2 separate regions of the Homo sapiens genome follow, and region 2 is linked to region 1. A link is a loop called in an ENCODE intact Hi-C map of the cell type or tissue named here. Cell type or tissue: sigmoid colon. All regions are shown on one strand. Links, peaks and the distances in the headings refer to the core of each region. The heading gives the core; the rest is flanking DNA.

Region 1 (9,732 bases), core at 3,253-7,252:
TACATAATTGCCCTGGGAAATAATACCACTAGTGATGCTGCAATTCGAGCCAAGGCCTTGGGAATACCAGTGAAAGAGCTGGACCTAATACCAGTGGATTAAGATTGAAACACTGAGGAGGTTAAAGTAGCTTCAGATTAATAGCAGGTTCTGGGATCCAGCAGGAACAAATAAAATTCTCTTTGGAGGTTAACATCATTGAGTCAGACCCAGTTTTTTACAAACTAACTTCAACCAAGTATAGCTAATATATTTTAATCATAAAAACAGACCTAGCTGGGCGCGGTGGCTCATGCCTGTAATCCCAGCACTTTCCGAGGCCAAGGCTGGCAGATCACGAGGTCAGGAGATAGAGACCATCCTGGCTAACACAGTGAAAACCCATCTCTACTAAAAATACAAAATCAAAAATTAGCCGGTCGTGGTGGCGGGCGCCTGTAGTCCCAGCTACTTCGGAAGCTGAGGCAGGAGAAGGGCCTGAGCCCGGGAGGTGGAGCTTGTAGTGAGCCCAGATCACGCCACTGCTCTCCAGCCTGGGCGGCTGAGCGAGACTCCGTCTCAATAACAAACAAACAAACAAACAAACCTAGAAAACACAATATAACATGAGGTAGAGTAAGCAGAAACTAAAAAGGCAACAACTTTAGGCCTCTCAAAGACTTCAGATAATATAACTATCAGAAAAAATATAAAATAATGTAATATATTCAAGAGAAAAAGAAGAAAGTTTTTTTTTAAGTGAACAATGGAAAATAAACTATTACAATTACAAAACTTATCTGGAAAAGAATAAATGAAATTCTAGAACAACAATTTACAATTTACAATTAATTTGTAGGTAAGAAAGCAGCCAAAGGTTATAAAAGAATTGGAAGACAGATGTGGAGCAAGTACTCACGGCATAGTTTAGAGATAAAAGAAAATGGGAAATATGAAAGAATGTTAAAAGAACTAAGGGATAAACTAGAAGGTCTGCTTTCTACTTGTAATCTCAAGAGGGAATAGAAAAATTCAGTGTGGCTAATGGTTTGCATGCAAAGAAGAAAACTTTATGAAAAGATATTTACAACCTGGGCAACAAAGTTAAGACCCCATATATATAAAAAATAAAAATTAAAAAAATAGCCAAGCATATTGGCATGTGCCTGTAGTTCCAGCTACTCAAGAAGCTGAGGTGGGAGGATAGCTTGAGCACAGGAGTTTGGGGCTGCAGTGAATTATGATCATAACACTGCACTCCAGATTGAGCAGCAGAGCAAGACTCTGTCTCTAGAAGAAGAAAAAAAAAGAGAAAGATTTAAAAGGCTTAAATAAATGGAATGATATACCACATTCATAGACTAAAAGACTCCTTATTGTAAATATCTACCAAGCTGTTGTTTAAAATTTATATCGTGGTATAAATCACAGTAAAATGTTTGAACAATATTTTAGAGGAAATTTTGCATATGTATACCAGGAAAGACATAATGTTCGTAACAGTATTGTTCATAGAATTGAAAAAAACAGAAATGATGCATTGACTAGAATGTGGGTAAAGAAATTTTGCAATAATCACGGTGGTATATTATGAAAGAATGAGAAGAATAAATTGCAACTACATAAAACGACACGGATAAATGTGAGAAATATAATGAGGGAGAAATGCAATTCATAGTGGAAGACATAATTTTGATAATTCATAATGCTCAAAACCAAGAAAGCTAAGCAACATATTGTTTAACACTTAAATATATAGTAGTACTATTTAAAAAACTACAACAAACAAATGATAAGCACAAAATTAAGAGTAGTTTTTGTTCTGGTAGGGAAGTTAGAAATTAAATATGGGAAGAACAGATAATAGGTATTAATATTACTAGTATTTTAATAGTTTATAAGTTTGATAGTGAGGTCATAGTTAATATTTTAATTAACTTTTAAATTTACTTAAATGTTAGATGTATTGCTTAATATCTATCAAATATTATATAAAAAATATATCTTGCAATTTATACATAGCTCTAAGATTGCTTACTCAAACCTTATTTTTATTTTATGCAAAATTTCAAAAATGTATTTATCCGTAGTCCTAGGCCACAAAAATCAGAAGCAGCACATTGAAAGTTAGAAGAAAAAGTTTGGAAGTGGTGGATATAAACTGATATATATATATATACAGAGAATAGGTAATTTAAAAATCTATAAAAATTGGGCTCAAGAACCTTGAAAAATTATTGCCATTAGACATAGAAGTTACTTAATGTAGTAAGAAATAGGATAGCCCATTACCAGGTTTTAGAGCCATTGTGGAGTGTAATAATAGACTTTCCTTTGACAATCATGAGGCAACATACTCTCGAGCCTCTGTTAAGCTGCCAAAGCAGTATCCAGCACAATTCAGAAGAAATCCTAACTCAAGTTGTTCAAATAATTGTTGAGTATTCAGTGTCTGAGGGTGATGCCCCTTTTAGTCTACACAATCCTTTGTTAGAATAATCTTTCCTGCTTCACATTAAGGTCCCCTGCCTGGTTTCTAAAGGCATTTGAATTTTTAAAACCACACATTAGCAACCTTTACAAGGTTTGGTTTCAAGCTGTTGACCCTACTTTGTTGGCAAGAGCAAATAAAAGAAAACTCTCTGGGAAGTAGGATTTTCCAGGTGGATAGAGAGGATCTTACTCCATTTCTGTGTTGCTATAAAGGAATACCTGAGGCTGGGTAATTTATAAAGAAAAGGTATTTATTTGACTCACCATTCTGCAGGCTGTACGAGAAGCAAAGTGCCAGCATCTGCCTCTGATGAGGGCCTATGGCTGGTTCCACTCATGTCAGAAGGAAAAGGAAGCATCCTGGGTAGAGATCAAATAGTGAGAGAGGAAGGAAGAGATGGAGGGGGGATGTTCCAGGCTCTTTTAACCACCAGCTCTCTTGGGAACAAACAGAGTGAGAACTCACTCATTATTTGGAGAATGGCTCTAAGCCATTCAAGAGGAATCCTCTCTCATGACCCAAACACTTCCTGTTAGGCCCCACCTCCAACACTGGGGATCAAATTTTGATATGAGATTTGGAGGGGTCAAACACACCAAACTATAGCATAGGGAGAAAGGAGGGTATCCAAGGGAAAGAAAAAATAGTGTGAGTAAAAGCAAAGTTGTCATTTCTCATTCTTGATCCCTCAAGGTCCAAAGTGCTTATCATTTATTTGAGATACTGTCTGTCTGTTTCTCTTATAGCATCACATGAAACCTAGTACCCAGTCGTCTGGAAAAATGAACAAGTAGCTGAAGTATCTGTGGTATATTTTCCTCCCTTTTGGCACTATTCCTAGTTGCTGATCTTGCATTTTCCCTACCCCATCCTCTGCATCCTAAAACTTACCAAGTTTATTCTACACAAATCATCTGGAGCGGGGGGAGGTGAGGGGGGGCGTGGGGTGGGGGGCAACAAAATCAAATTTTTCCGTCCCTGAATTCCTTCACTATGCCAACTCAAAATTAAGTAATTCAACAATTAATGGTGACCAGTAAAATACATCCCTGTACCTTCCGTGCAATTAAACTCAGCTAGTAGTAAAAGGAGAGTAATTAAATTATTCAACTAAAGTCAACCACTCCGAGGAGGGAATGACCCATTTATCATAGAGCAATTCTCTCAAGGGGTTTCCACAACACTTTTGGTGGAGTATTTGGGAGAGATGTTTTTGAGTGCCCTTTTCGGCAACAATAGACAAAATTATAAAGTGTATCATTTTTAAAAATCTATTAATCTTGTATCACTTTTATATATGCTATAAATTATGTAAGAGTTATAAACAGTAGTTATAAGATGGCATATAATACACAATGTGCACACAAATTTAATATTTTCATGGAATAAAAATGTCTTAATGATTATGAGTCAGTAGATTATAGTCTCAGTTCATGTTTTGCCATTAGGTAGATGAGTGACCTCAGTTAATGAACTTGCTTGGCCTGGACTTCCTATTTGCTGCTCTTGTTTTCCATCAGAAACGCAGCACAATATTGTTTAAGGGGTAGACAAATACCAGAATTTGACTCTCTCTTCTACCAATAAGTTTATTTAATTAATGGTGAAGTCTCAGTTTCATCATTCCTACAATAGAAGTAATGTTAATAGTATCAAACTTAAATGATTCTTGAGATGGCTGAACTGACACCTGCAAAACGCTTAACATGATATCTACTTACGACATGGTAAGCACTCAAGAGAATTGTTTCTTTTTTAACTGAGAAGACATAAATAAATATGTACAATGAAAGACTTGTATATTTTTTAATCTCTGATTTTTTTTGTTTATTCTGTAATTATAATCTTGATTTTCCCTATTTTTCAAAATAGTTACATCTAATCGAAGTCACTCATATAAAATAGTTAATTGGATAAATGTCTTATGCAGCTGAAAACATGACACCAAAGTTAGTAAGATTTTAATTCTCATATTTTAAAATAAATATGTCTCTAGTACAAATCCCTTCAGATCTAGGCTGGTTTATTTTGAGCTAACTTACATCTCTAATGACTAGGATAAAATGCCTGTTATAAGATGGGAAGTATGAGTCTTCTTCCTAAAAATGCTTGAGTGATTAGAGCATAGAACTATGATACATAAGTGACAGCTTTAACATTTATTCAGTGGATGTTGCCTACTTGGGTCTTGAAAGAGTTTCTAGAATTTTGATGCTATGAAGAAACAATTGAAGTAATTTTACATAATTGATAATTTAACAAACATCCTTTTAGACCATAGGGGCTGCTTTATGTGGAAATGCTTAGCTTTCTTTTATATTTTCTAAGAGTTTTGTATAAATGTTACTTTGTTACAAGCGTGTATTTGGTTACTAAGAGAAATGATAACGCTCCTTATTTGCCCTGGGAAAAGGAACTGAGCCAAAAGTGTACTTCTGAAAAGGAAAGTTTTCTGCCAGCCATTAGAAATGTTCTACAAAGATTCCAAAGTTTCTGTAGTGACAGGATGATGTTCAGCAGGAACATTCTCTTGTTTGGGTTTGGAGAATGTAGTCAGGGATAATTCAGAGCAACTAAAATTATAGATGGATAAGAACCTTGGAAGGTGAAAACATATCTCATTCATTATATAAACAAAAGTGAAGGGTGTTGAGGTAAATGGGCTAGAATTTGTTGCAACCAAAATCTTCATAACTTTGCTAAAAAATCCAGTTCCTTCATGCAAATGTGTCTATCTACAGCTCCCCCTGCTCCTTTGGACTCTTTAACATTGACAAAATTTACATCCATACAATGGAATCAAAATAGGGTTCTGCACATTCTCTGAACACTGCTCAACATAATCCCATTTGGTTTGTGGATAGTCCATAAAGAAGTCAATATGTTTCTGTAATTTATAGAGATGTCAGCTCCACGAACTTTGTTGGAGCCTTGAGAGACAAGCTACATCTTTTTACTCTTTTAAAAGATGCATTGACCTCATGCAGGGAACACTTAAAGGAGTTTTTGTGTGTGATCAATACATTTCTATATTTATAAGCCTAATCAGAGCCTATCTGCTTTTCTGCTCAAGTACTGCTCAAAGAGAGAGTCACATAATCAAAATTACAAACTTTATTGCATTGATTTTTTTGTTCTACTTGTTACTCAGACCACAAAAATAATTAAATATTTTCTTTGTAATAACTACAGCCTGACACAAAATCATTTCTTTTGGAAATATTCCCCTAATGTCAAGACTATGGCATCTTTTACTCCCAGTCCTGCCATTTCTCATTCTAATTATTAGACTTTAACAGGTCCAAGACTTGTTTTAAATGCTCTAGTCTCAAAATTTAACAGCTGTCCCCCAGGCCATATATAGAAAGCCAGTCAGCTGCCTTGAACTGACCTCAGTGGCACAGTCACACAGAGCCAGATCTCCACTGTAGAGACTCCAGCCTCACATTATAAATACTGCAGTGTCATCTATAAATATGTGCATTTCACCACATTTCAGCTGCTTTTGTTTTGCTGAGGCAAGTGCCTGCTACCTTTATTCATGTAGCAGCAAGCAGCTTTCAGACTTAAACCATATTTATTTCATTTAAAGGTGGGGATAACAGAGCTAGTGAATGTTTAACTGACTCCATCAAAGTGTGGGAAGAGGGTTCAAGAAATTAAAATAAAGAGAACCAGCTTGGAGGAAATATATATAAAATAAAGAGAAATTGCATCTCACAATGAAGGCAGGCTGTATTTTAATTTGCTAATGTGGGAAGAAAATACACCTTTCTGCATTATATGGCTAACCATTTCACTTCCCACTGACTCATGCACATTTATTACATGGTTTGTAGAGGAGTACATGGGTGTATAAGCAGCTCATTTCTGCCTGCCACATCCAAGCCACTGTGTCTGCTGCCAGGTATTTTCTTCATTGTAGCAGCTTTTCCATTTAGGGGAATGAACAGGAGCTGAAGGCACTTAAATGCTTAGCATTTTCACTTTGCATTTGAATATACTCAGATTAATTTAGGCCATATTGTCTCAACAATAAACGTGCCCTTTTTGAGTTTTAGGCTTTCTCAGTTATGGGATTTCTGAATCACAGCCTGCAGTTTTAGCTAGCTCTCTTCAACTCTCCAAAGGCTAAAATCAGTCACCATTCCTTTACTCATGATCGAATCACCAGTCTGTAGAAAATCAACAGTAGATGTTGAAAATCATTATATCAGTTCTTATTTTTAATAGAAAAAATGAGTCATAAATGCATTATAACTTTACTTAAGCATCTTTGTCATTTTAGTGGAGACATATAAAACAGTAGTTTTTTCTACCTCAAAATTTGCAAAGATTTTCTGTGTATCTTTCCAAGTCAGCATTGACTGTATCTTATATTACACCAACATGTAAAATGCACATAAAATGTACTTGCTATTGTAAGTAAACTTATGAAGGGTGACCAAACTTATAAGCTAAAAACTAACTGTAAGGTTTCCAGATGTCAAAAAGTATCTTATTTGTTTTTCCTTAAAGATGTTTGTGGTTTGTGCTAAAATGTTCCAAAAATTCAGTCTTTGAGGACCAAGAAGAGTAAAACAAAATTAATTCAGGTAAGAGCACACTACAACAGTGAGTTTCCAGGAAATTTAGCTGAAACTGTGATCATAAAGACATGCCTAAATATAGCTAGCATAGACTTTGAAGGTTAATATAAAAACATTATTTTCTAAAAATAAGGAAAATATAATTTCAAAAAACTCTTTTTGTACAAAGCATTGCATTCAAACTATGGCATTGTTCGGACATGCATTTTAACAAAGAATGTGGTAACCTCTGAGATAACCAAAAGTCTGAATGGTCACTTAGGCCAAAATACATATTTATAATTTTTACTACTTTATCTTTAGTATCTACAACACTTGATAGGATTATATTAAGACAACTCCAGTATCTCCTAAGACAGTTCATTTCATACTGAGTTAGCTTTCACTGTGCAATATAATAACAATCTGGAATTTATCTTGGTAGTACAGTTATTGGTCTTAGGTGCCCATAGATTCTTTGTAGTCAAGTTTACCCCCCGTCATGTGAACAGACATAATATTTGCCCCAGCTTTGCATGTCCCTTAGGTTTTAAGAGAATTTTTTGCACTCAGAGAAATAGATCTGGGATTGGTATATAGAGTAGCAGAAGTTTAAGTTCTATGAATTAATGAGTTCTCAAAGATAGAGAATTGAATGAGAATGAAAAATATCATATTGTCACACTGTAGAATGTTATGTGGGGTATAACTAAATATCTTAGCATCATTTAACCATCCTGCATATAATACATTTTTACCTTAAGAATCCCAGGCCAGGCGCGGTGGCTCATGCCTGTAATCCCAGCACTTTGGGAGGCCCAGGCAGGTGGATCACTTGAGGTCATGGGCTCAAGACCAGCCTGGCCAACATGGCGAAACCCCATCTCTATCAAAAATACAAAAATTAGCCAGGCATGGTGGTGCAGGCCTGTAGTCCCAGCTACCTGGAAGGCTGAGGCAGGAGACTTACTTGAACTCTGGGGGCAGAGGTTGCAGTGAGCCGAAATCACGCCACTGAACTCCAGCCTGGGTGACAGAGCCAGAATCCATCTCAAAAAAAAAAAAAAAAAAAAAAAAAAAAAATCCCAAATATCTTTACTAGGCAAATTGTTTACATGCTTTTTCAACTTTTAGTGCCATTATAACTTGGTGTGTCTACTGCTGAAATGTATAGATATATCCAGAAATAAAGCATGTCCCATGTCCACAGCTCTCTTTCAATTCCAGTATGTAATTAATGGTTATATTTCACTTAATCGTATCACTTTTTTTTATTTGGCCTCTCCTATATTAGAAGGTGCTACTTTAAGCTGCTATAACATGAGAACAAGAACTAGAGCAGCTGACATACAATCAAAGTACATTAAGTCCTCACTAAACATCAATACGTTCTTGGAAGCTGTGACTGTAAGCAAAACCATATATAACAAAACCAATTTTACCATAAGCTAGTTGATACAAACAAGGGTCAAATTCCAATGGCATATTTCTGGACACAATGCATCATTGAACTTCTAAGAAAAAAAAAAAGACCAAAACACTTCTAATCTTAAACATTAAAATAAATATGAGCTATTCATATTTTTGAGAAAGAGTAATAAGTAAGATAATTATTTACCCAATTATTCCAGTTAAGGGTCATGGGTGACTAGATCCTATCCTAGAAGCTCAGGTGCAAGGTGGGGACCTTGACCATCTGGGACAGGATGCTATACCTTCACAGGGTGCACTCACATACCCACACACATTCAGTCACACTGCGACAATTGAGACACACCAATTCACCCTAATGTGCACATCTTTGGAGTGTGGAAGAAAACCAGAGTACCTAGAGAAAACCCACACAGACATGGGGAGAATGAGCAAACTCCACAGAGAGAGTTGGCCCAGGCAGGATTCTTTTTATTTGTTTTCTTACCAACATAATGACGAAGGAACTTTGAATGAAACGATGTTATTGGAAGACCTGCAGTGGCTCTCTGTTTTACATTAACCATCTGGCCAGTCCAGGCTGAAAGGACAGCTCTGCTTCATGTCATTCAGGGACCTAGGTTTCATCTACCTTGTCACTCTGTCATAACTTATAGTACATTGTCCTCAACCACGAGTTTTAATGTGGCTCACCAACACCACATCTACATGCCAAGCACAGGATGGGTGAAGAAAAAATGAAGTTAGATTGCAAGCTACATGACTTTAATTGGCATGGCTCAGAAATTGGACACATTAGTTTTATTCACATACATTGGTCAGTAGTTCATACCATGTGCACATCTAACTGTGAAGTCGGCTAGGAAAGTAGTTTTTCTCCAGTATGTTTATGTAGTCAGTTAAAGCTGACGGTATGGGTGGGGAAGCAAAAGGAGCTATGGAGCTATATTATATGAATTAAAAAGAGAATAACTATTCATGAGGAAGAGTTAGGAAATGCTTCCATATTTCCCTTGGAATATTTAGATTAATTCCAACTTATTTTACTGTTAATATTCATCCTAAAACCAAATATTATGTTATTTTTATTAAAGCACTGATTATATGCAAACCAAAATAGAAAAATTGAGGCAATTATAAGTAAAGAAAACTTTTGTTTTGAACAAAGAAAAATTTTCATCCTGAAATAAAATTCTTATATTTAAATGTTTGTGTACTTTAATAATTTCTTAATTATTTCCTTAAAACAAAAATCTCAGA
Region 2 (9,732 bases), core at 2,405-6,404, 910 kb after region 1:
CAGCCAGCCTTCATCTTTGTACTGGCCACAGCACCTGAAACAGTTCCTTGCTCATATAGACAATAAATGCTTAATTTGAATTGCTGAAAGTAAATAGAAGTAAAACGGCCCCTCCCTTTGAGGTGTTTGTAATGCAGTTGGGAAGAGAACTACAAGCCAAGTAGATAATGACTTACCACCAATGACTATAGGCTATTCCTCCTTTTTACATTGGCACGGTACTGAAAAATGTGCCCTCTTTTTCCCAAAGGAATAATTTAAGTTTCCACAAAATTTTGGTTAAACACCAAACTGCCGTTACCATCTTCTAAGAAATATAGGCAGCTCCAGTGCAAGACACAGAAGGCTGTGGGTGGGAAGTTTTGAGGACAGGGGGAAATTGGAACTACAGTAGGAAAATGTTTTTAGGAAACAAGGGATGGTATATAGGTATAGGAAACAAGTATACAAAATTCAAAATGCTGAAAGGTGAGGATACTTTGAGTTTCCAGTGAAACTCAAAGGATACAGGAGACTGAGAAGAAAATGGAAGCTTACATTAATTAAATAACTCTTCATGGGCCAGGAGCTCTTTATCCTAATAACAGCTGTACGAAGGGAAAACATCATTATCCCACTTTAGAGCACAGAAACCTGAGCCTTACACAGATTAAATAACCCAAGGCCACTCAGCCACTAATGGAAGGACTAGGGTGGAAGCCCACTAGAATATAAGCTCCATGAAAGCAGAGACCTCTTCTGTTCATGGGGAATACTCAGTGTCGGGAACATGCCTGGCACACAGTAGGTGCTGAATAAATATTTTCTTAAACAACCCAGACTTCAAAGGCCATGTTTACAAAGTGATCAGGGTTGAGTTAGTCACAGAGAAGATAAACTTTTGTCCTTGCTCCAGGAATAAAGAATTGTCTAGATAGGCAAATGGGCAGACATGCAAAATAAATATCAAACTAATGGCAAAAACAAGATAAGAAAAATGAAGAGTTCAGAGATGCCATTGTCTAGATCTTTACCTAAAATACTTGTGCTAGTAGAAAAATGGTTTCCTTGTTTCCTTGTCATTGACCCAATAGCTATAACACAGCATAGAGCATCTGATCCTAACCCCTAAAGAATAAGCTCTAAAAATTGTGTGTGTGTGTGTGTCTGTGTGTGTGTGTGTGTATACATACCCATGTAATTATACACACATTCTATAGGAGGTTAGGAACCTATGAAAATAAATGGTTATGTTGAAAGATGTCTTTAACCCTAAGTGTAGCATTTGCTAGTGGAAACTCTGTAATTACTGTAATGTTTTTGGTGGTGACTGTTCATGATTTTTTTTTTTTAAAGGTCTGACAGCTGCCCTCTTGATATTTATGTGTTTCTTGCTAGGGAACCTAAGATTCACAACCCGAGCTTGTAATGAGGAAAAGAAGACAATACAAATAACTTGAAAAGGAGTATGAACTGGATATGGTCAGAGAGACAAATCACATGTTCCATGCTGCTTTAATTGGAAAACAATTCTTTCATGGGGTTACTTTCCCTTCAGCTGAGATAATTAAGTCTGGACTGACACTGGTGACCAGCTACTGATGATAAATAGTCAGTTACTAACAATGCAGCAATCAGTAATCAAAATTTATATTTCCCAGGTTACCAGGGCACAGTTGAAGAGAAAAGTGGGTTTGATAAGGCTGGGAGATAGGCTTCCTCGTGCAGTATTCACATGGCTTCTTCTCCACAGCATCTGGGTGGGATCATTAGGTCTGCTTTATTTCAACCTTGTCATAAAAGAAAACATACCTATTGTCTGTGTTTGCATTAGAAATACTTTGCACGCCCCATGCTGGAAAAGAAGTTTCTGTATGCCTCCCTGTAATTTTTAATGGATTAAATTATATTCTGTAAGTGGGTTGGCATGAGGGTAGGTTTCAATGTCCAGTTGTTATTGGACATGAAATAAACTTAGATATTTTTAAAGCCACTCCATGCAGCTGGCACAAGTAAAGGTTTTTGAATCATGGCTAATTATCCCTGGCTGTGGCTGAAGGCATTGAAATGAAAGGGATTAGGATTGTAATATGGATGCCATTTGTATTTGTATCAGCGGCTCCGATATTTGTCTACTCACTAGAATCACCTGGGGTTCTACTAAAATTTTTCACAGCCCAGGTCACACCCAAGCCACTTAAGTCAAAATCTCTGGGTATGGAACACAGACATCTTTAATTTTTGAAGCTCTCTAGGTGATTCCAATGTGCAGGCAAGTTTGGAAAGCACTGGTCTATACTCAGTTTTATGCATATTTTTGCATAAAAATATGAAACTGCTGTCTAGGCCGGGTGCAGTGGCTCATGCATGTAATCCCAACACTTTGGGAGACTGAGGCGGGTGGATCACTTGAGCCCAGGAGTTCGAGACCGGCCTCGGCAACATGATGAAATCCCGTCTCTACAAAAAATACAAAAATTAGCTGGGCATGGTGGCGCGTGCCTGTAGTCTCAGACTCGGGAGGCTGAGGCAGGAGAATCGCTTGAACCCGAGAGGTGGAGGTTGCAGTGAGCAGAGATTGCATCACTGCACTTCAGCCTGGGCAGCAGAGCAAGACCCTGTCTCAAAAAGAAAAGAAACTGCTGTCTCCCACCCCAGTAAGACCTTAAACCCCAAGAGAAAAAGCATAATGTGACCCACCCGGTGAGAAAAGCAACCTCAAAGTGGTCAAAATAGACTCAGCTCTGAGGAGAAGGAGAACCAAAAAAGGAGGAAACATGCCTTTGCTCCTTTCTTAGTGCTTAGCTCAGTGTTAGTTGAATAAATGAATAAAAAGAGAAAAGAGGAGGTGGTCATGTGCAGCTCAGTTCCCAGAAAGGGTACTGGGATGGGATGGAGGAAACTCATTGACCACATCCTTGCACAGTGGGCACCTCTCCACACTGCCCTCCTCGCTCTCCTGATGAATTCTTTCTTTTCTCTCTAGTTTAGTCAATCTCCTGTCTTCTCTGGGAGCAGTCATTCTGAGATGGTCGAAGATGACTGTCTCAGGGGAGGACACTCATTCAGCTTTTAAAATGTCAGGTGTCCTTTGGGGATGCTTCAAAAGCAGCATTTGGGCTTCCTTTGCCATAGGAAATGAACAGGAAGAAAGGCCAGTGAAGACAGAGAACAAGGGGGCAGGTGCCTGCCCAGAAATCAACGTGCAGATAGAGAAGGGAGAAAAAAAAAAGTTCCCATCTGCAGTACTGGAATCCCACTTATGGAGCATAAAATAAAAAATATGAAGGTTATTTGCTTTGAGCTCATCTGATTCTTTGTGTTAGACTGCACTGTGGCCTGCCTTTCTGAGTTTGCTACATTTTTATTTGAAAGCTAATAAATTAGCCATTCATATGGCACGCAGGCGGGTTTATAGTGCTGTGTAAACCACCAGCCACCATATACATCCATCTGCATCACAGATCGACTAGAATTATCACTACTGACACCACAATGCCTATAAATTCCCTCACCCGCATCCTGTATTCCAGAATATTTCTATTGGCTGACCATACTGCGAAGAGACGGGATCCTGGGAAAAATCCTTTTTTCTTTCTAGTTTAGTGGGAACTGGCAGGTTATCAGTAGGTCTAAGCTCTAGGTTTGCCTCTAGAGACAAAGAGTTTAAAAAATAGTAACTAGTTTTATTTTGTTCTAAAAAAACACATGCACAAGAAAAATATTGTCAATAAAACATAAAAATGTACAACATAAAAAGTGAGTTTCTTACCCAAATCTGACCTCCTACACCTCCTCCCTCAGAGACACTGTTACTAGTTGCTTATATATGAGAACTGCAATATTCACGACACTTTAAAAAATCAGTCAATCTTGGCTTGTATTTCAAGTTTCATTAACAAAAAACAGCCCCCTTTACAATCACTGGGGTACTGAATGCACTGATATTTAAAAATACCCAAAGCTATTTGGATCAAAATCAACAAATATTTAATAAGTACCTTCAATGTGCACAATGTTGCCTAAACAAGCCATTTCTAATGAGGATTTTACACATATATGTTTCATACTTTTTTTCTGGTGTATAACAACTAATCTAAAATTATGTTAGTGAAAGGGTAGTCAGTCTTTGTTTTAAATGTTTTTCTCAGAAACAAAAATGATCTCTTTCTCTCCCTCACCCCTCTAACTTCTCAGCCTTTCACACATTCTCTCATTTGAGTTCTGTTTTACGCCGAGACATCTGGGTAGGTGGTATGTTCTGGCCAGAGTACTCTCTCTCATACCTTCCCCAGATGGATTGGCTCAAGGATCTAATATTCCCCAAAGAAATAAAACATCCCCCAACTGGCCATTGAAGAAGAGCTGCAGTGCTTTCTATTCTAAACACACATGTGTTGAAGGATGAGAGACGGTCATGACAGAGCCAGTGTCCCCACCCATGACTTGTCTGCAGAGGGGGAGACTTCCAGTCTGTAGCCCACTGCAGGATACTAGGCTGACTGCACAGCCCCGTTACCCCTCAAACTCCAGCCAGCTACATCTGTATGTCTTCTCTCCAGCTGGCTGGCCCAGCTGTTCTGGTGTCAAAGAAAGTTATGAGTCACTGGGAAGGGCTTTGAGACAAGAGTAGAGTTAAACCATCTCCTGGGGTCTGTGTGTCATTGGCAATCGAGCCTTAGTAACAAGCCAGTGCTTGACAGTCCCAGGAAGGCCACACAACCAGAGCTTCACTTTGTATTCCACAATCCACACCTCTGGGCTTTGTAGTGAAAAAGAGGTAGAGCTGTATAGATGCTGGATGTCTCCATCCCTAGAGACTTTCTGTCATTGGCCATGATGTTCATTAGGTTCTTGCCATCTGTCTCCTTGCAAATGCTTTTTGGCTGTAGATCTATATCCTATACAATCTGGTCAAACTGGGAGACAATGAATGAGGATTGGCCAAAGCCTGAGGACTTTCTTTTGGTCTTTTGATTCCAGGGACATTATTACAACAGAGCCCTAGGAGCAGCTGCCAGCAAGAGTTTGAGTCCACAGCAGGATCCTTCTGGACCATCTGTGGCTTCCTGCTCTGAACAGTACTTCCTCACTACGTGGGAGGAAAGACTTGTCAGAGGATCCAAGAACCATAGGCAGTCAGGTTCTCCATGGGGACCCTAAATGTTGTCTGGTCTAGCCCTGCATCCTGCGTCTAAATTCCTGGAGAATATTCCTTCTGTCCTAGCACTCATCTGGCCTCCCCATCCCCTTAGGTAGGCTAGTCCATGTGTGTGTTACAGGGGCTGCTAGAAAGTTCCTCCCTATTTTGAGCAGAAATCATCTTTATAGTTTCTACCCATTGATCTTAGGTCTACCCTCACAACTGTCCTCTAGGTTTCTCTTCAGATATCTGAAAAATGCCAGTCTCTGCCCCTTGCATCTCCCCTTTTCCTTGTTTTAGTACTGATTTTTCAGAAATTGTCCTGATACTCTTTTTTTAGAGCTTCATTCACTATTTAATGAATATTTGTTAAGAGTTTACTGTACATTAGACTTTGTTCTTGAATGGGAGGGATACAGTGATTAATAAGACCAATTTACCCACATAGAGCTTACATTCTAGTGGAGGGGAGGAACAGACAAAAGCAAGTGAAAATCTCAATTAGGAACAAATCCATTGCAGAAATGTAGAATAAAGTGATGAAAAAAAAAAAAAAAAGCATCAGGCTGCTTTGGGGGCTCAGGGAAGGCCTGTCTGAGGAAGTGACATTTTATGATCTTGGAAGAAAGATCATTCCAAGGTGAGAGAGCAGAAAGTCCATGAGGCAGGAATGAGAGCTTGTGCATTTGAGGAAAGCAAGGCACAGGGGCTGGAACAGAGTGGGAATGGAACATGATGGGGTCAACCAGTTGGGTGGTGCCTTTTGTGCCCAGAATAGAGGGTTTAATTTTGTTGTTAATACATTAAGAAGCCACTGGAAGGCTTTATGGAAGGGAGGACATAACATGATCTATGTTTCTAAAAGACCATTGATTGCTGTGTGGAGATTAAACTGAAGGAGGGCCAAGTGGAAGTAGAAAGACTAAGTAGATAGCAATTGTCATGAGGCAGGAGCTGAGGTTAGGTTAGATTAAGAGGATTGTAGGTAGAACATAGGGAAGTGGGCAGATTTGGCATGTACTTTGGAAATAGAATCCATACTTGGATATTACGTCTCTTGGTCCTCTTAACTCACAGTGTTTTATGTAAGTCTGTATTATATGTATAATGTATGTGTGTGCGTGTGTGTGTGTGTGTGTGTGTGTGTGTACACACAGCATCGTTATAGCCACTTATGTATAGTCTGCAGTGGTCTGGAGACTTCCCAAGGGCAGAACCCATGGGTGAGCCCATGACCCCAATATCCGCACTGTTCCCGCACAGTGCCTTGCCTGCACATATTAGAAACTCAGCCATTTCTAAAGTGACTGAATTCGATGAGTGAATGAATGAGTACAGGAAAATTACTAACAAAAGCTGTTTCTGGGTTTAATTGAACAGTCAAAGGAACATCCTTTCAATGCCTACACACTTGTACGATATTTTCTCACATCTCATGTTCTTGCTTGTACCTCCCAAAACACTAAAAAAGTACCCTGTGGTGTACAAAAGCAGTGTTCCTTTGGAATAGAATTACTTTCAAAAAATTGGAAAAATTATTGATAATGACTCCTCAAATGTACCTTTTGTGTGAGAATGGAGGAGGTGCCCTTAGCTCCCTTACTTCCAAATAGTGGAGCAGTGTTCCAGCTTGGGGAATCTTGCAAGACTGGAGCTCAACACAGCACTTTGCTCTCTTCTCATTGAGGATTCTGGACGACACTCAACCTTTCTTTCATGTCTTAGTGCTGCTGGAAAGAGCTGATTAAATAGATATGTGAAGAACACATCTGCCTATTCTTGCATAACATTTTAGAATGACTTTTTTTTTTTTAACTCTTAGGAGAGATAAAGACTATGTTAACCCAGTAGGAAAATACCGTGTTTGAGAAAAAAGTCATTCTGCCTTAGTCTTTTAGTTATTCAAAGTGAACGTGGGGAATCTCCTCTTTGAAAGACGTTCATGTGTTGTTACTCTCCATGTGTTCCATAGGTGTGTATTTTCCTTCTCATTGCTCAGAACTTGAAATCCTTACTAGTGAAAGCCTGGATGATGCAGGTTGACCTCTCTGCTTCCCAGTAACCAGGGCTAAGTAGCTTCTAGAGACGTTTATCCATTTTCTGTGCCTCCATTTCCTCCCAAAGAAAGGCAAGCACACACGTGCAGGGATCCTTGTGCTATGCTAGAGTGACACGCCTAGGCATGCCTGCAGGGCTGGGTGTGTGTCTCACACTCACTTTCTCTCTGATTTATCACCTCTCTTTTGTCTGACCCTCAGCACTTTAGTTTGGTTTCTTCTTGTCACACTCAAACTTATTGGATAATTTCACTTTTCCTCCTTATTCTGGTCTGGCAGAGATGGTAATTAAAGTGATTGCTGTGCTATTAATTATGGGAATGGTGATTTTTAAATTTGATTTAGGGGTTAATTGGTGATATTCATGTGCTGTCTTCCCTCCTGATAATTGGATTGCAGTAATTAACCTTGTATCCAAGTTATCTGATATTAACCATTTGCCTCCATTTTATTTCAGACTTAAAATTGATTACGTTGTTGTCTGACGCCCAGTGTCCACTTTGGGAGAAAGAAAGGTGAGGGACAGCCAGTGGAGGGCACCTCAGAGAGGAATAGGAGAGTCTGTCTTCCTTCTCTACCACCCCTACCTGTTGTCCAAGATAACAGTTGTCCTCCCCAAATATTCCAGAAATCCAAATTCTTAATTTTAGTAACTAGTTCCTAAACTTCTGGGGTTATTCATCAAAAGAAAATTACAGATATTTGAAAATTAAAGGCAGGTACCTGTAACAAAGCAGAGGGCAGATACTGCCAGTTGACAATTGCTTCTGATGCCAGGGATTGGAAAATGCCGTGACCAGGCATATTCCATTGGGGAGAAAATGATTACAGGCTCTGACATCATGGAATCTCCTTTGGAGACACCATCACCAAGTGCACAAAAAGCCTGTGAAGTCTGTCCATTTTCTACAGAGAGAGGAAGGAGTGCTGACTCCCTTGTAGTTGGCCATCAGATGGGAAGAAATGCAGCTCACTCAGGTGGAGGGGTTGCTGAGCCTGGGGAGGCAGTCACTTCTGCTGCTTCTGGATGATATCACTTACTTAGGAGAGGCTTTGGGACCTTGCTACCAAGATTACATCTGCTCTGGGAACATCACTTATTTTGTGGAAGTCTGTTCTTGTCGGTCCTTTGTCTGGAGAGGGGCCTGGAAAACTGTCATTATAAGCCCAGAACATAGGAAATGAAAAATAAGTAACTCAGTCAGCAATTCCTCATCTCTGAATTATTCTTGCAAGTATGATACGACATACACTTTTAAAAATATGTGAAATCAGATTACTTTTTTTTTTAAATTCTGTGAGAATTTCACAACACACTGTGGAATAATTAAGAGACGTTCTCATTTTAGCAAAACCAGTGTTGGGAATTTACTCTCAAGGATTTCCTTTCTCCATCACTTTATATCCTGTTTTTAATCTCTTTAGGAACGAAGGCATGTAGTGTCCCAATCTTTTTTTTTTTTGAAATTTTTTAGATTTTGGAAAAGTAACATGGGAAACATACACCAGTGGAGTCTGGAGCAATTTTTAATAATCATACCTGTTCATAATTTGCAGCAAAATGCATAAATATTCATCCTAAGAGGGATAAATAAGGACTACAAATGGTCTCATGCCAACTCAAGCTTGTCACACAATGAGTAGAAAAAACATTTTGGTTTTCAGGGTTTGTTTTTGTTTTGTTTGTAATTGCAGATAAGAAATTGTGTACCTATACTCCTGAAATGAACTTGGCCTCATCCAGATCTAGAGAAACAGGGGATAGCAAATCGTATTTTTCTTTAAACTTAAGGAGCCTCAGGGCAGACTTCAAAAACAATGAACACCAAAATGATTCCTCCAGATGCTGCCAAAGAACAGGACTGTTCTGTTTGTGCGGTGACCCTGAAGTCACCTGTTTAAGGAGTCAAGTCATCAAGTGGTAGAGACATTCAAACAAACCTATAATTTCGTAGAATTTATTTTCATTCGCTCTAAGGAAGCATATTTTCAGGATGTTTGGGGATAATTATTAATTCCAAAGATAAGATTTCACATTAAAAGCAAATGAACATTTTATGCGGTGGTATCCTAGAGTTGACTCTGGTTTGGGAAGAGGCACCTAGTGAATCGTCTTCTCTCCACCACAATTCAAACTGATAAACTGCCTTTGGAAAACACCTACGTTATTTTGCTAAGTAAATCAAGCCAGGCTAATGAGTCACTTTTTACATAAAAGTAAATGAGCAAAGCCAATAAAGATATTAGTAATTTTCAGAAAAAAAAACCTGAAATATCTATCAAATTTAATAATAGGTTAAAATGTGTGGGTTTGCAGTTTTCACTGAGCTCACTGAGACATAAAGCAGGCTTTTTTCGGATAAACGAAATGAATTTCCCCAAAAATGTGGGAAAATTATAGAAATTCAAGATATAATTCTTCCATATCATGTCTGTTCTCGATGTGTCTGGACATACACAGATGAACAGAAAATGTACTGTGTATATAGATACTTTACTGATGATAAGCACCAGTCAGCATCAATATCATGCTTGGTTATGGAGCAGATCCTG

The links. A loop is a pair of places that touch in the nucleus more often than their neighbours do. Peaks named below come from ENCODE experiments on the same cell type or tissue, not always from the same donor. Only the 100,000 strongest peaks of a DNase experiment are listed, where the experiment ranks them.
Region 2: it touches region 1 in a loop (2.8-fold over the local background); 1 of 110 quality-filtered maps calls a loop at or near these places.

What each region holds. Positions count from the first base shown.
Region 1 is chr5:117,430,624-117,440,355 of GRCh38, reverse strand. LINC00992 (long intergenic non-protein coding RNA 992) reads right to left here. Exons shown (of 6, transcript NR_046089.1): 2 at 2,737-2,832. Among named protein-coding and RNA genes, the nearest start is that of LINC00992, 20 kb to the right of the region's middle. In sigmoid colon, for the core only: no CTCF peak of the experiment used is centred there; no DNase peak of the experiment used is centred there.
Region 2 is chr5:116,516,204-116,525,935 of GRCh38, reverse strand. The region is part of intron 1 of SEMA6A (semaphorin 6A); the gene reads left to right. Among named protein-coding and RNA genes, the nearest start is that of SEMA6A-AS2, 53 kb to the left of the region's middle. RefSeq lists enhancers at 1,965-2,537, 2,538-3,112, 6,834-8,033. In sigmoid colon, for the core only: no CTCF peak of the experiment used is centred there; DNase peaks (open chromatin) are centred at 4,531 and 5,008.